Linked DNA regions of Homo sapiens: region 2 is linked to region 1. The links are chromatin loops, found by intact Hi-C in ENCODE. Cell type or tissue: GM12878. All regions are shown on one strand. Each heading gives the region's core, and the rest is flanking DNA. Links, peaks and the distances in the headings are about the cores only.

Region 1 (6,069 bases), core at 1,268-3,767:
CAGCCTTGCAGGCAAGTCGATACTCATCGTTAAGAGACAAACGCAGCCTGCAGCTTTTGCAGTGCTCATGAGAGGGGCTCAGCTGCCAACCTTAGAAATTCCGCCTGTTGTCAGGGGGTCGTGGGAATGTGCCCAGGTTGCTGTAGGGAGGTTTTCAGCCCTGGCTACCACAAAGCACTCTCTTGCCAAATCCTGTCTTGCTGATTTTCAGCAGGAAAATGGGAAGTCAGAGAAGAAAGCTTCAACCTGTCAGTCAGAAGGGAAATAGCCAAGAAACTGTCTTCTCACCATATTAACTATGTTAGCAAGAGACAGAGAGAGAGAGAGAGGGAGAGAATTTGGTAGAAGTTGGGGGAAGAGATGGTGGAGAAAATTATCAAACAGTTAAAAAGAAGGGAGAGTATGTTGTAATCATGTGTGCATGTGTGTGTGTGTGTGTGTGTGTGTGTGAAAGAGAGAGAGAGAGAGACTGCCTACAGCCTTAAGACTGTCTAGCAGTCCATCTGTTCACACCTACTTATGTAGCTGGTGACCTCAGACCCAACCACTTGTCCTGCTCTGACCCTTCTCTGCTCTTCATCTGGCTGCCACCATCCTCCCCCCTCGAAGGCTCCCAGGGTAAGGGGAGAGTGACGGCAGTGGAGAGGGGCCAGCGGGAGATAAAGACTTGCTATTTTATGTAGAGATGCAAATCCCTGCTAACTTGTGGGTTAGAGAACCAGTCAAGGACGGGCACAAGGCTGCTGCGGATAACTTGGGTCTGTGTTTGAGATGCACTGTTGTGGTTACCCTGGCTGGAAATGAGAGTTGCTTGGACTGGACTCTTGCAAGTTAGATGAAACTTGACAGTGGGAGATACGGCCTGTACCAAGTCAGAGAATTAGGAACTTTGGGCCAACAGGTCCCCAAAAGCTGATCACTCTCGTTCTCTTTATGGGCAGAAGATTCTGGAGGACTTTAGCCCTGTACAAGGGGAGAGGGCATAGTAGGCAAGATGCTATAGTGAAGTGTTTTGAAATTTAAGGATGTAAAATGAATTTAGGGAGTTATGAGCACAATATTATGAAAAATTAAATAGAATATACTGTACATCAGACCAGGTTGCTTTACATGGAGAAGGTGAGTGTTGTTTCTTAAATTCTTTTTCAGTATTTTGTGTGCACACTTGTTTGCATGTGCATGTATATATACTGGGTTACATCGTGCTTCTTATTGTGGGTCACAGTCAAAAACTGAACATTATTCCTTTTTTTTTTTTTTTTGAGACAGAGTCTTGCTCTGTTGCCCAGGCTGGAGTGCAGTGATGCGATCTCAGCTCTCTGCAACCTCTGCCTCCCGGGTTCAAATGATTTCTGGCTAATTTTTGAATTTTGAGTAGAGACGGGTTTTCACTATGTTGGCCAGACTGGTCTCGAACTCCTGACTTCAAGTGATCCTCCTAAAGTTCTGGGATTACAGGTGTGAGCTACTGTACCCAGCCCATTGTTGCTTTTTTTTTTTTGAGACGGAGTCTCACTCTGTCACCCAGGCTGGAGTGCAGTGGCACGATCTCAGCTCACTGCAACCTCCACCGACTGGGTTCAAGTGATTCTCCCGCCTCAGCCTCCCGAGTAGCTGGGACTACAGGCATGTGCCACCACACCCAGCTAATGTTGGTATTTTTAGTAGAGACGGGGTTTCACCATATTGTCCAGGCTGGTCTCGAACTCCTGACCTTGTGATCCACCTGCCTTGGCCTCCCACAGTGCTGGGATTACAGGTGTGAGCCACTCTGCCGGGCCCATTGTTGTTTTTTAAAGAAATTGTTAGGGGTGAAGAATTGGATTCACTCTGGGCTCTGCCACTACATAGCTCTGTGATCTATGGAGTGTTATTGTTTAACTTCTCTGAGCTTCATTTTACTCATTTATGAAGTAAATGAATGACAATGAAGACTTCCAGCCCTCACATTTTATATTTTTTAAGATAAATGAGAATTCAACTCTCTTTTAAGGGCTCTCAAGGGAGGAGATGACATTTTCTCCAAACAAGGACTAACTAGTACCAATATACAATAATTGTCATCAGAAACACCTCTTTATCTTCAGGCTCAGTTCATTCATTCGTTCATGCACCAAATATATATCAATGTGCCAGACACTGTTTCAGGTGCTGGGAAGTCAACAGTGGAATAAAACATGCAGATCCCTGCACCTGTGGTATTTACCCTAAAACTCCCTGTGGCAGTTTAGGTTTCTTTTTCACTTACCACATGTTTAAAATGAAACAAAAATGAAAGCCTTCTGTAGGCTTGAGAGAATGGTTATTGTTTTTTCAATAATTGCTTTGTATCTTCAGTTTGTCTTTCCATAAAATGGGAATGTAATCATGGAATGCTAGCAATACAAAATTTGAAGGCTTCTACAGGTCTATAACACTCAGAAAGGTGAGCTGATCTGAAAATCCCAAACAAATGGAAAGCTGAACATTCCAGACTGGAAATTATTACTTCCTTTGAATTTTTTTTTTTTCCCGGGGAACTCTCGAAACCACAGACCATTCACTGAAAGGCAGTTCACATTAAAAGCTTCCGTTTTGGCTTCTTGACATATCCGTCTGCTCTCAGGAAACGGATGAGAAACTTCCTCAGGGAACTTTGGGAAGGGGCTGGCATGTTTCTGGCCCACAGACCCAGGACTCTCTTGTTTGGATCAGGTGAAACCTGCAGGCTCTTGGCTTCCAGGGTGCTTAAATTGAAAGCCTTAGGAAAGCTGTGGGGACTTGGACATCTGGAATCATCCTGGCCACCAGAGGGCATTAGGAACCTGTTGGTCACACCACCAGGTGATCTGCCATTTCTGTCTGGGTTATAGCTTGGCAGTTTTACACGGGGTTAGTTTCATGACCTTTTCAGAGCATGAGGGGCCAAATCAGAGTCCCAGAATGCTGAAGAAAATCAAATTGACAGGCTTAGGCTTATCTCTGTCATCTCCCCAAATTAAACGTGCAGGTGCATTCATTGATTAACAGGTAACCACTGAATGCTGCTTGTGTACTGCCTGTAAACTAAGCTCTGCAAATACAACCTTCAAAAAAGCAAAGCCTCAGCTCCCCAGGGGCTCACAGTCTAGGCTTTTCCATAGACAATAGGCAAATGGCTCATTGCCCACTAAGGGAACTCCACAGGGTCCTGAATCTAAAGTGATGAGGTTTTTTGTTATGATGAGGTGAAGCCTCTGGGGGTTAGGATCATCATCTTGACACTTTCAAACGAGATAATGTAGATGTCTGTGAATGGGATTAGGAAAGTGGCCTTTTGGAGCCTTTAGCATTGTAGCTAAACTTTAGAACACCAGTGTGGGGCTGACTGTGTAGCCTAATGGTAAATCCTAAGCCAGGAGTCACTGTCCCACTGTGTAAACTTGACGGAATAATCAGCTTTTGTGGACTTAACGCTTTCTCAGCCACTCTCAGAAAAGGTCAGGACTCTACGACTGTCACACAATAGAAAATGAAGTGAAATGGAAAGGAATTCTAACATGGCATTACACTGGTGGAGAAAACCAGTTGGGATTTTTCTGGCCCTTCGTTATGTTTTTACAGCTATTTGTTTGCATGGCTGATAACCCCCCTCACCCTGCATTGTTCTTACTTTGTGTAGACACAGGATCTAGGTTATGTTAAAACGAGTACTGGAACGCAGAAGTCACTAATTGCCCAACCAAAGGATCAGAATTCTATTTTATTTTTCACAGTAACTTGGATGAGTTGATGTGTAAATGGATGGCATGTTACAGCTCACTGTTTTCTAAGAAAACAGCAGAATTGAATGAAGATAAATTCTGAGACTCCCTCCCTTTCCTCCACAGCCCTTGAGCCAGAGGGTGTTGTCCATAGGAAAGACTGAAGAAGTTTGGCAAGACTACCTATGTGCTTAGGCACTCATGGGTAGTGAGCATTCAGACATAAGTGGAATTCACTAGGATGTACTGGGACTCTGGTAGGACAATTTGAATTATCTCTAAATTGCGCTAAGCATGAATTCATGCAGGATAACTCTGCCTCCTAACGCTGATGCTGACCCAGCCTGTCAATATTTACATTTTTGTGTTTTTCTAAGCTAGACCTCTGAAGCTGAAAGCAGAATGCTGCTTCTACCCTCCAGATAAAGTACAATATCTATTGTTTCAGAAGACTAGATGCCATAGGACAAGAATTGAGCTGTTGTATTACACTTGCCCTCTTTTTTATGTTATTATTATTTACCCAGAGACAACGCTGATTAATCTTTACCAAGAACAATAGGAAAAGAAATATGATTACATAGTTTGTTTTTTTAGGTAGTAAAAAGACTTTGACCTGGAATTAAGGAGACTTAGATTCTCAACGCAGTTCTTTGTTTTATCACATAACTGCTGTGCCAGTGCTTTTGATAATTATGGTAATTTGGAAGGAGCACACCTGGCTGGAAATCCTGCCTTTGCCTCTTACTATGCGACTCATGCAAATTGTATAATTTCTCTGGTCCTCTTTTCTCATCTACAAAGTAGCATCCCACCTATCCCACTTCCCTTATTGAGTGTTATATGTGTAGCAGTGTTTTAATCTCAAAGGGCTGTGTACATACAGACGTTGGCGTTTATGTTGGTAACTGTGCCGCAGTCATCTCATCTGATCTCTAAAATGCCCCACTCTTGCTCCCCTGACACTGCTGAGAACTTGCATATCTTAGCTGGGACACTTCTGGTGTCTGTCTTTCCTGCCCTTCGCTGTCTTGAAGCCCAAACAGAAGTTTCTGAGAACGAGACTGCAATTGTCAATTATTCGTCTTTGGTTTTTAAAATGTGCCCACCATCCAGTCCCCTGGGTGCTCGTTACCACAGCACAGCCTAATTACCTGTAGACAGATGAGACATGCTTGAAACTCTGCGACTTCTGCCTGCAGCCAGCATGGGTTCCTGCAAACAAGGGCCTGTGAAAAATAAAGAAGGGCTTTATTTCTGCTTTCAAAGTCTGTGACTTAGGTGCCTGAAAATATAGTTCAAACAAACTAACAACAAAACCCACAACAAGCAGCTCAAAGCAAGAGGCTTTAGAACATTTAAAGAAAGTGTTCTTTCTCCAAAGGTGTAGTGAGTGCTCGCCTCACGCTTTCCTTTAGTGGCGAACAATAGTTCCGTAACTTAGCCTCACTGAGGTCCAATTAGTCCAAATTGTGGTGGAGTTGGACTTATGGAGTCACAAGATCAGATTTTGGAAATGTGTTCTCCATCTCTGCCTTGTGCCTTTCCCTTTCTGACCCCCTGTGCCAGACAGGCTGATCCTAATCAGCACAGGGAGGCCTGCAGGCGGCTGAGACTATGAGGTTTATGATTATGAGGTCAGGGACCAGCAACTCAGGACTCATAGAAGAGAAGATTTTGGGACAAGAAAAAAGGAGCTTATAAAAGCAAAAACAAAAACAAAAACAAAAAAACAGAAACAAAAACAAACAAAAAACAAACAAACAAAAAAACCAGATGCCAAAAAAAAAAGTGTGTGTGTTGGGGAATCTTACTGAGAAGAGAGAGAAAGAAACAGAGGAGGAAGGGGAAGTGAAAATGTTATGATGGGGTGGAAGGGAGGAAGATAGGATCTGGAGAGAAGCAGAAGATTTCTTGCCCCAAACTCCTGAGAGAGAGCAAAAACAAATACTTTTGAGCAAAATCAGTTGTCCCCAGATGTCCTTAGATGCTCCATCGGTGACTCCGATACTGCCAGGGAGTCCCACCTGCAGAATCACGGTTCTCTGCCTACACAAGACCCTGGAACCAGTCCCCTTCTGTTTGTCCCTGCTCCACCCGCCAGTAGCACCTGCAGACCACATCCCCTAAGAGCAGTGCAGCCATGTCTTCTTCTTGAGAGCTGGAAGAGCACATGCTTCCTGAGGGTTTGAGGAAAGACAAAGAAGATCTAGAAAGAAGATGCTGGCAAAGAGAACTTCCAGATCACTTTACGTAGGGAGAGGCTGTGCTAGAGTGAAGAGAGCAGACAGTGTGTCATTAGAAGACATGAGATCAGGCCCACACTCTGCCACTTAATTACCAAGTG
Region 2 (6,069 bases), core at 1,283-3,782, 150 kb after region 1:
GTGCATCACCACGCCCAGCTAATTTTTGTATTTTTAGTAGAGACGGGGTTTCACCATGCTGGCCAGGCTGTTCTCGAACTCCTGACCTCTCAAAATGCTGGGATTACAGGTGTGAGCCACTGCGCTCAGCCTGTCTTCTCTTTCAAAGGCAGCAATTTTCAAAACCAAAAAGATTACAGTAAATGTAATCGGGTTGAGTTAAAACCCAAAGATCAAAGGAAAGGTAACATGGGAGAATTTGACCATTCTAAATTTGTCTATTTCTCTAGTCCCTGATGAATGACATCTCGTTATACTGAATAAAGTTGCAGGTGTGCTCATTATCTCTTTGACTCAATTTTCTCTTCCGTGAAATTGGAATAATAAGATTAAAGGAGATATGACCCACTGTGCCCTTCATAAAGTACCTACAGCAAGGCCTGGCAATACCTTCTCAATGAGTGTTAGCTCTTTTTATGTGGGAAATTATTAAACAAGAGGAAGGATATCTTGGATTAAAGAAAATTTTAATATCTAGAAAATATAGATCACTAGTCTATGTTTTCTAAAGTTATTTAGATACTAAATTACTAGAGAATTAGGTTAAAATAGTATAGACCAATGATTCCTAAACATTGCCGCATATTTCAATCACTTGGAGATCCTTCAAAAGCTCTGATACCTGGCTCCCACCCCCAGACATTCTTGTTTAGTTGGTTATGTAAAAACTCTCAGATGATTCTGAAGTGCAGCAAAGTTTAGGGAGCACTAGTATAGATCATTTGGTGAATTTGTAGTTGAAGCTGGCTGAAAATGTAGATTTGGTTGTAGTGAACACTTAGAAAAGAAAAAGATAATACCCAGGAGCCAGTTATTCTATTTGGATAAGATTAAAAGAAAATTGGAAAAGAGAATTGGTGTGCATGGTGAAATGGGGTTTACCCCTAGTAAGCTCTGTTCCCAGTGAGCTAAGGGCTAAGTGTGTTTATTCTGCTGGGCTGCATTTTGTCCCAGGGAAGGCTTTCATATGTATCCATGTGTACATGATAAAATTTTACTTAAAGGGTGGCTACCTGATTGAATGGCAATGTTGGTTGCTAAAGGGTGAATGTTGTGTTGGAGCCATCTGAATCCTCAGCTTCCTCACCCTTCAATCTCCTGGCCATTTCTTGCTTTAAGTTTTAATTACGTAGACATCACTCACCTCATGAGAGAGATGCAGGATTAATGAGAGGTCTTGGGTTACAGCTGGGTCAGAGGCAATCAGTATATCCATTTGGACACCCCTGAACCAGCCTCCGTGGATTAGAGTCTGAGTTGGGGAACTCGGAGAGGACAGAGTGGACATCTGTGGAACATCAGTTCTCTTGCATTAATGGCTCATAATGCACAGACTATATCCTAAGCATTAATTCAGGAAAGAGTTATTTAATAGGGTCTCTAGAGTCCCTGATGGCCAGTGTATACCAACTCGTTTATAATTCAAGGACTGAGTTAGAAGATCTTTAATGACCCCTCCCATTAAAAAAACTTTGGTCAGATGTTGACCTCTTTGGCTAACAATCTAGCTTTCTTCCTCTTCCAAACTTCCTGACAGACTGTCTATATACCCTCTGTTTCCTTGACCCTCTTTCACTCTCAGGGCAGCCAGTTGTTTGGGGCAGCACTGCAGAATCTTGGAGACAAATCCTGGTTTCTCTGTTTACTCTGTATGTGATCTGGGAAAATTCTTCAGTCACTGAGATGCCTCAGTTTCCTCTTCCATAAAGTAGGGTCAGTGGATAAAAGGAAGGAATACATATTAAATGTATAAAATCCCTGCCTGGCTCATAGTATACTTTGAATGCTTTTAACCATTTTATTGGAGGAATAACTTGAGGAAGGGATGATGTCCTACTCATCTGAGTTTCTTTTTGCTCATCCATATAGTAGTGTATCAGTGAGGGTCCCATAAGACAGAAACCACACCAATAATTTGAACAGGGAAAATTTAATATTAAGAATCATTGGCTGGGTGCAGTGGCTCATGCATATAATTCCAGCACTTTGGGCCGCCAAGGTGGGAGGATCGCTTGAGCCCAGGAGTTTCAGAGCAGCCTGGGCAACATAGGGAGACCCCATCTTTACAAAAAAAAAAAAAAAAAAAAGAAAGAAAGAAACAAAATGCCGGACATGGTGGTGTGTGCCTGTAGCCCCAGCTATTCCGGAGGCTGAGGTGGGAGGATTGCTTGAGCCCAGAAGGTTGAGGTTGCAGTGAGCCGAGATTGTGCCACTGCACTCCAGCCAGGGCAACAGAGGGAGACCCTGTCTCAAGAAGGAAAGATAAAAGAATCATTAACAAGTAAAAACATGGAAAGGTCTCTGAAGAATGGAGGTATAACAGATGCCTCTTGTTATAACAGATGTAGGGAGCAGCTCCTAGGATTGAGCCACTCACTCACTGAAGGACAAACTTCTAAGAAGGCTCCCTGCACTTCCTCCAAACCCAAGGCTAAAATTCAGAACTTATTGGAGAGGGTGTGGCCATTGCCCAGTGTATGGCACAGAGGCTCTAGAGGTTCTGGGGACTGGGGCACATAAGCTGGAAACTGCCCATTAGGGTATCAGTGAAACTCATTGGGAGGCTGGTGACTTCTGCAGAAAAGCACCAGAACAAAAAAGGGCAGCCCCTTCTAGTGTCTCTCTAGCGCCCTCTACTGACAAGATATAACATTGTGCCAGCCGGCAAAGAAGAAACGTTGACAGGGCACAGCTCCAGCATCACAAGGCAGGGAAAAGAAGGGTGGATTTGCAGCTGAGGGGCAATACATGGATACGTAGCCTGAGTAGGAACAACGGAACTTACCTTGAAGGGTTGTTTTGAGGGTTAAATGCAATATTATACAAGCACCTTTTGCCTTGTAGATGTTTATTTATGGAAGTAGCATGGTATGGTGAAAAGATGGATTTTATTTTATTATAATTTTTTGAGACAGAGTCTCACTCTGTCACCGAGGCTGGGGTGCAATGGTGCGATCTTGGCTCACTGCAACCTCTGCCTCCTGGGTTCAAGCAACTCTCCTGCCTCAGCCTCCCAAGTAGCTGGGATTACAGATGCCTGCCACCACACCTGGCTAATTTTTTGTATCTTCAGTAGAGATGGGGTTTCACCATGTTGGCCAGGCTGGTCTGAACTCCTGATCTCAGGTGATGCACCTGCCTCAGCCTTCCAAAGTGCTGGGATTACAGATGTGAGCCACTGTGCCCAGTGGAAAAGATGGATTTTTAGAAATAACTGTAGGATCATGGGTACTTAAAGTACAGGCTCCTGATACTCAGTTTTCTCATCAGTTTGATAAAATACTTTTTTTTTTAAAACGGAGTTTTGCTCTTCTTACTCAGCTGGAGCACAATGGCACGATCTCGGCTCACCACAATCTCCATCTCCTGGGTTCCAGTGACTTTCCTGCCTCAGCCCCCTGAGTAGCTGGGATTATAGGCGCCCACCACCACGCCTGGCTAATTTTTGTATTTTTAGTAGAGACAGGGTTTCACCATGTTGCCGAGCCTGGTCTTGAACTCCTGACCTCAGGTGATCCACCTGCCTCGGCCTCCCAAAGTGCTGGGATTACAGGCATGAGCCACTGCGCCTGGCCTTAAATAAATTTTATAAAAGGATAAAAGGCATAAAAGCACCCCTGTGCCTGCAATGGTGAATTCTCAGTAACTTGTCGATCCCTGTTTCTCTTCTTCTTTGTATCCCACACACTCAGAAATCTCCTAAATGACTATGCTTCAGAAAAGCACTCGTGATTTGGATGATAGTTTTAAAACAATGAGATTCGCTTTTGCCTATCATTCTCCATGATTCAACAAATTCAGATTTATGTAAACTGTTTGGAGTGCTACTCTGTAAAAGTTTTTAAATTTTATTTTATTAGTATGCAGGTGGGATTCAGAGACGTAAGATCTTAGCCTTTATTTTCAACATCTCCCATGCATGTCAACAAAGATTATCAAACACAGGAAGTGAATAAAATACTATGTAGACACTGACCCTCTTTATATAAAATGTGATTGATCAGGTCTGGGTTGAATGGATTGGTTCAGTTGGATTTGCAGGTGTATCTTAACTTCTCTTTCTTAGCCCTGATTCATCTAGGGTGGTCTCTGGAAAGTGCTTTTGACACTGCACAGGACTCTCAGAAACCTCTTTTCCTTTAAAAAGTAGAAGATAGTGTCAGTTTTCTGTATCTCTGAAGGAAAGGTTTAATTCAGAGAAAGGTACCCACTTTTACCTCAATTTCCTAAATTCATTTACAGAAAAGCAGCTTGGGAATTTAGGCACCAAATAGCTGTGAAAGTGTGGAGATTGAGTCCGGAGGCGTAAGTTCCGTTTGTGGAAGTCCTGTTGGCTTTGTTAGGATTGCAGCATGTACCTGCTCTTGGATCAGCTGGTCACCCCAGAGTTTGTGCTGTCCTTTCAAGAAGGACAAGGGCAGAAAGTATGAGTGCCTCTATGGGAAATTATAAACACCGTTAGGACAAAAAGGCCCATGCCTTCCTAATGGCATGTCAGTAGCCCCTTCTTTTCACACGCAATGTAATCGTTCAGAGTAGGACTCGGGTAAGGCAGATGGGGTTTCAGATACAGGCTCTACTACTTAATAACCATGTACTATAGGCAAGTTATTAAACTTTCTACCTCTTCGTTTTGTCATCTGAGAAATGGGAATAGTAAGTAGTATCCATTTCATATACTGTTGATATAATTCAGTGAAATAATTCTTGTCAGGGGTTTAGCAAATTGCACTGCACATAAATAGTACTCTTTTGCTATCATCAGGATAGTTTTGGTTTTATTGTAGCTCAAGTGAAGCGCTTCTCATCATGAAAGCCTTGTATTCTGTAACAGTAGACACAGTCCAGATTCCCTGATTCGCTTGTTTTGTTACTTTTCTATTATTTAATGTGTCCATTTTGAGGGTAGCAGGCAAATAACATTTTGGTGACTGAAGAAATACCACGCACATACTTCGTGCATCTTAAGGAACTGAGATCTTTCTTGTATCCAAACTCAAGGCTTCTGAATATCTGTCTCACCACTAGAAAATATTTTTCACTGTGTTTTTCAACAGTAGCTATTGCTTTTGACCAATATTGATTATAGTAGCTGTAGTTTACTGGACAGATACATACTATGTGTCAGATGCAGTGAGAAGCAGGTTGCATGTATTTACATCATTTAATCCTCACATGTTCCATTAAGATTGAAAGATCGGAAACTTAGTGAAGCTAACTTTTCAAAGAGCACAGAAGAAGTAATTGATAGGACTAACATTTGAAGTTGTATTTGTCTGGTCCCTGACATACGGTTTTAACCCATTGTATTTAATACAAACCATGAAAATACTAACAATGTAAGCCCATATACAGCTGTACATTTTGTAGTGGAAGAAGTAAAGTCCCCTCAAAATTAGCACAACTTGTTCAAAGTTACATAGTAAGTGAGTGGGGAAGTTAGGACTAGGACTCTGGCCACTTGATTCCACCAACCCCTGTGTCTATGCCTTAATGGAGGAAAGGACATTCAGTGCAACTTTTTTTTTTTTTTTTTTTTTTTTAATGCAGAGTCTTGCTCTGTCGCCCAGGCTGGAGTGCAGTGGTGCGATCATGGCTCACAGCAACCTCTGCCTCCTAGGTTCAAGAGATTCTCCTGCCTCAGCCTCCCGAGTAGCTGGGATTACAATTGTGTGCCACTATGCCTGGCTAATTTTTGTATTTTTAGTAGAGATGGGGTTTCACCACGTTGGCCAGGCTGGTCTAAAACTCCTGAGCTCAAGTGATTCACCCGCCTCTCCCTCCCAAACTGCTGAGATTACAGGCATGAGCCACCATGCCCAGCCCAAAGATATTTACTGAATATGTGTGTACCCAGTACTCCTACATGCTGGAGGGACATGAAAGAAAAAATAGCCTACGATCTTCTCAGGGATGTAAAACCAACAGAGGACAACAGAACCTGCAATTAAGTTCTAAATGTATACTGTAAGGGCAGGGGCAGGAGAGGTACCCAACCGTTCTCGGGTGCTTTCACATGCTTTTTTGACT

The links. A loop is a pair of places that touch in the nucleus more often than their neighbours do. Peaks named below come from ENCODE experiments on the same cell type or tissue, not always from the same donor. Only the 100,000 strongest peaks of a DNase experiment are listed, where the experiment ranks them.
Region 2: a loop joins it to region 1, with 9 times the contacts of the local background. A loop is called at or near these places in 5 of 110 quality-filtered maps.

What each region holds. Positions count from the first base shown.
Region 1 is chr11:123,404,771-123,410,839 of GRCh38, forward strand. It overlaps a transcript of GRAMD1B not described here. Among named protein-coding and RNA genes, the nearest start is that of GRAMD1B, 22 kb to the right of the region's middle. RefSeq lists enhancers at 444-960, 763-852, 2,711-3,619, 4,640-4,819. In GM12878, for the core only: a CTCF peak has its summit at 2,781 (motif pointing right); a DNase peak (open chromatin) is centred at 2,810; H3K4me3 peaks cover 1,229 bases; H3K27ac peaks cover 1,812 bases.
Region 2 is chr11:123,552,420-123,558,488 of GRCh38, forward strand. The region is part of intron 2 of GRAMD1B (GRAM domain containing 1B); the gene reads left to right. Among named protein-coding and RNA genes, the nearest start is that of SCN3B, 99 kb to the right of the region's middle. In GM12878, for the core only: a CTCF peak has its summit at 2,671 (motif pointing left); no DNase peak of the experiment used is centred there.